Regions from separate parts of the Homo sapiens genome. Here region 2 is linked to region 1. Evidence: read pairs that join two places in POLR2A ChIA-PET (ENCODE). Cell type or tissue: OCI-LY7. All regions are shown on one strand.

Region 1 (2,500 bases):
TACTGAGCAGTGGGTGCTGAGGTGACAGGGGAGGAACCAGTTGTTCTGTAGCCTAGGAACTGCCTCAGTGTCTTTGCCAGAAAAAGGCAAAGAGGCGGACAGTGCAGGGCTCCTCCCTCCTACCTCAGGCCTGATCCATCGTGCCCTTGACTTTGCCGTCTCAAAGTTTCTTAGCTGACTTTGGCTTTCACATTTGTTCTTTCCAGAGCTAACTGATAAGAGTGGAGGAGGAATGCCTTCTCCTAAGAGTCAGTTGAAAGAAAGACAAGAGAGTCACATCTTAGCTTTTGCACAAGGCATTCGTGGTCAGGAATAGGTTAGGGAATGGTCACTTCTGATTTTCCAACAGTTGCTCCTTCTCTGAAGAGATCTTGATTCCTTTGGGAAGACAAGAATTTTTCTTAATAACAAAGGTCCCTTTATGAGTTATTCCTTCTTTCAGTTCATCTCACTGGAGCACAGCCAAGATGGACATGTTTATGGACAGTGCTCTAGATGTGAAAACAGATAGAACTGGTTTGTGGGACAGGGGCAGCTTGCTCAGGAGAGGGAATAACGCAGGTCCCTTTTCTTGGAAGGCTTGTACTATGGCCATGACAGTGACATTGCCCTCACCATGATCCCTCTCCAAAGTGGTTGTCTTTCTTTACCTTGTGTCTTCTCTTGTAAAAATGAAACTCAAAAATAAAATAAATGTGTCAAATTTTGAAAAAAAAAGAAAACTGAAAAAGCTAACATGAATTGTGTGAAATTGCATAATGCTGTAATGCTAATCTACAATATGTAATGCTATCTTGTATGTTGAATTTGTTAATGCACCACACAAGTGCAAAATAAAGACTGATTCACATTACATAGGCACAGTGATGTCAGCCTGATTCTCTGGAAAGCTGGAGGACTCTCAGTGAGGTTAACACTCAGACTCCAAAAGGATGTTCTAGGGTGTGTTTTCCAAACTGTGGTCCCCAGACCACTTGATTCAGAATCATCTGAGGCACTTGTTTAAAAATGCAGATTCCAGGCTCCCATCCTAGATACTCTCATTTGACAAGTGAGTTGGTTTGCTGCTTGCTGTAGTTAGGACTTCTGGTCTTTCTGTTTTCCTCTTGAAATGTAATTTCTGAGACCATCACTACCAGAGGGAGAGATGATGGTTCGTAGTGCTGAGAATCAATCTGCCCCTTTAATTGGAAATATTTATCCCAAAAAGCAATCCTGAGACAGGCCAATTCTGTTCCCTCATTCATTCATTTACTTTTTTTTTTTTTTTTTTTTTTTTTTAGACAGTCTCGCTCTGTTGCCCAGGCTGGAGTGCAGTGGCTCAATCTCGGCTCACTGTAACATCCGCCTCCTGGGTTCCAGCGACCTCAAGCAGCTGGGACTACAGGTGCGTGCCACCAAGTTTGGCTAATATTTGTATTTTTAGTAGAGATGGGGGTCTCACCATATTGGCCAGGCTGGCCTGAAACTCCCGGCCTCAAGTTATCCTTCTGCCTTAGCCTCCCAAAGTGCTGGGATTACAGGCGTGAGCCACCGCACCCGGCCTCAAGGCCTGTCAGGAGCTATGAAGGATCTCCCTAGACCTGAACATGGGAGGATGTGGGGCTGAGGCTTCTGTAGTCACTGTGCCCCAGAGAGGAGAGAGCCTGAGAATGGAGCCTGCACAGAAGTACAGCTAAAACAGGGGGAGAGAGAAATCAGACTCCATGACATCTTTGACCTCAGATGAAGCCGTGTCTTCAGACAGATCTGAGCCTTCTCAGTTCCAAGGCTTAATAAATTACCTTTTTCTTTTCTTTTTTTTTTTTTTTTGAGATGGAGTCTGGCTTTGTCGCCGAGGCTGGAGTACAGTGGCGCAATCTTGGCTCACTGCAAGCTCTGCCTCCCGGGTTCACCCCATTCTCCTGCCTCAGCCTCCTGAGTAGCTGGGACTACAGGCGCCCGCCACTACGCCCGGCTAATGTTTTGTATTTTTAGTAGAGACGGAGTTTCACTGTGTTAGCCAAGATGGTCTTGATCTCCTGACCTTGTGATCCACCCACCTCGGCCTCCCAAAGTGCTGGGATTATAGGCGTGAGCCACTGCGCCCAGTCAAATTATCTTTTTCTTTATGCAGCTTGCACTGGGTTATGAAAGTTTAATTTCTGAGTGAAACATTAAATGGCAAAAGTTAATGTTTGATGTTTGGCTTGAATAATTTTCTTTCTTTCTTTCTTTCTTTTTTTTTTTTTTTGAGACAGAGTCTTGCTCTGTTGCCCAGGCTGGAGTGCAGTGGCGTGATCTCGGCTCACTACAAACTCCACCTTCCAGGTTCAAGCGATTCTCCTGCATCAGCCTCCTGAGTAGCTGGGACTACAGGAGGGCGCCACCATGCCCGGCTAATTTTTATATTTTTAGTAGAGACAGGATTTCAACATGTTGGTCAGGCTGGTCTCAAACTCCTGACTTCGTGATCCACCCGCCTCAGCCTCCCAAAGTGTTGGGATTATAGGTGTGAGCC
Region 2 (2,500 bases), 53 kb after region 1:
AATTTTTTGTATTTTTAGTAGAGACAGGGTTTCACTGTGTTAGCCAGGATGGTCTCGATCTCCTGACTTCATGATCCGCCTGCCTCAGCCTCCCAAAGTGCTGGGAATACAGGCATGAGCCACTGCGCCCGGCCCCCCTTATTTTCTTAAGTTAAATGTTTAGTTCACTTATTTATAATTCTTTTTTTTTTTTTTGAGATGGAGTTTCACTCTTGTTGCCCAGGCTCGAGTGCAATGGTGCTATCTCAGCTCTCTGCAACCTTCACCTCCCAGGTTCAAGTGATTCTCCTGCCTCAGCTTCCTGAGTAGCTGGGATTACAGGTGTCTGCCACCATGCCTGGCTAATTTCTGTATTGTTAATAGAGATGGAGTTTCACCATGTTGACCAGGGTGGTCGTGAATTTCTGACCTCAAGTGATCCTCCTGCTTCGGCCTCCCAAAGTGTTGGGATTCCAGGTGTGAGCCCCGTGCCCAGCCTTATAATTCTCATAAAAGTCTTAATTTCACCAATAACATTTCTCTTTTGATGGCCAAGTGAGGTGACTCATGCCTATAATCCCAGCACTTTGGGATTCCGAGGCTGGTGGATCACTTGAGGCCAGGGCAACAGAGTGAGACCCCATCTCCACAAAAAATAAAAATTAGCCAGTGTGGTGGCACTTCTGTAGTCTCAGCTACTCAGGAGGCAGAGGTGGCAGAATCACTTGAATCGAGAAGGTTGAGGCTACAGTGAGACATGATCACACCACTGCACTCCAGCCTGGGTGACAGAGCAAAGAAACATAAAATAATAAAACATTTCTCTATTGATACAACGGAATCTGATTTTCTAAACTCAATTCAATAGCACTTTGTTCTACTGTTAATTGAAAAACTCTCTCTAAAGTGAGATACGTTAGGCTGAGGTCATTTTTCCTTTCTGTTGGGTGCATGGTCAAAAAATTGACATATGAATCAATTATTCTTTCCTAGTGGTCATTTAGGTATTATTAGGTCATTTACTACCAACTCTAAAGCAGTGACACCATGGAGAGCACATAAAATCCATAGAGCTAGGTCCCATAACCTCTCTGTCAGTCTCCTCTCCTTGCTACTCCCCCTGTGTTTCAGTGGCACTTTCTAGCTAAGATTCAGTCCCCTTTTCTCCAGATGGTGGTGCTACATTCCCATACCTGTCTCCAGAGTATCTCCCTCAAACTCATTTAGATCAGCCCAACCTTGGAAAATGCCAAACCGGGTCATGCTCTTTTGGCCTAATATTCTTTCCCACAGCAGTAGGAGTTGTGATGGGAAAAAAAGAAAAGATGGAGGGTGGGCTTTCTCAGTGTCTCCAGTATTCACCACATCACCCCAGGGGTACTACCTCAAGCATTTATTGAATAATTTTTCCAAACAAGGAGATTTCCTGTGAGGGATTCTGATGTCACCTCTAAAAATAGTTTTAGAAATATTTTTCCACTTTCTTACAAGGGGAAATCTATCAAAAAGAATAATGGAGCAGCTATTCAAAAAGAATAATGGAGCAGCTATTCAAAAAGAATTAGAGTGTATAGCCCCATTTCTAGCCCCTATGAGGCCTGGCTATACTTTGTGCCATGTGCTTGGATTGCCATGAGGTTACCCAGTGTTTTTTTGTTTTTTGTGGGTTTTTTTTTTTTTTTGAGACGGGGGTCTCACTCTGTCACCCAGGCTGGAGTGCGGTGGCATGATCACAGCTCACTCCAGCTTTGACCTCCCAGTCTCAGGTGATCCTCCCACATCACAGGTGCCCGCCACCACGCCCAGCTAATTTTTTGTTGTTGTTGTTTTGTATTTTTAGTAGAGTAGCTGGAACCAAGTAGCTGGAACCACAGGCATGAACCACCATGCCTGGCTAATTTTTTGTTATCTTTTGTAGAGATGGGGTTTTGCCATGTTGCCCAGACTGGTCTTGAATTACTGGGCTCAAGCAATCCATTCGCCTCAGCCTCCCAAAGTGTCACCATGACCAGCTGATTTTTTTTTTTTTTTTTTTTTGAGACGGAGTCTCACTCTGTCGCCCAGGCTGGAGTGCAGTGGCACGATCTCGGCTCACTGCAAGCTCCACCTCCCGGGTTCATACCATTCTCCTGCCTCAGCCTCCCGAGTAGCTGGGACTACAGGCACCTGCCACCACACCCGGCTAATTTTTGTATTTTTTTTTTTTAGAGATGGGGTTTCACCATGTTAGCCAGGATGGTCTCGATCTCCTGACATGCCTGTAATCCCAGCACTTTGGGAGGCCAAGGCAGGAGGATCACCTGAGGTCATTTCAAGAATATTTTTGATGCTAGGCGTGGTGGCTTATGGCTGTAATCCCAGCACTTTGGGAGGGTGAGGTGAGAGGGTTGCTTGAGCCCAGGAGTTCAAGACAATCCTGGGCAACATAGGGATACCCCATCTCTCCTAAAAATACAAAAATTAGCCTGTGTGGTAGCACATTCCTGTGGCTGAGGTAGGAGGATCACCTGAGCCTGGGGAG

Evidence for each region. Peaks named below come from ENCODE experiments on the same cell type or tissue, not always from the same donor. Only the 100,000 strongest peaks of a DNase experiment are listed, where the experiment ranks them.
Region 2: POLR2A ChIA-PET joins it to region 1 with 24 read pairs; 16 of 35 experiments call an interaction of 5 or more read pairs at or near these places.

What each region holds. Positions count from the first base shown.
Region 1 is chr1:155,884,339-155,886,838 of GRCh38, forward strand. SYT11 (synaptotagmin 11) reads left to right here. Exons shown (of 4, transcript NM_152280.5): 4 at 1-861. Among named protein-coding and RNA genes, the nearest start is that of RIT1, 26 kb to the right of the region's middle. In OCI-LY7, a CTCF peak has its summit at 2,389; DNase peaks (open chromatin) are centred at 1,033 and 1,383; H3K4me3 peaks cover 1,777 bases; H3K27ac peaks cover 2,500 bases.
Region 2 is chr1:155,937,180-155,939,679 of GRCh38, forward strand. No RefSeq gene overlaps it. Among named protein-coding and RNA genes, the nearest start is that of RXFP4, 3.2 kb to the right of the region's middle. In OCI-LY7, CTCF peaks have their summits at 1,147 and 1,346; a DNase peak (open chromatin) is centred at 1,152.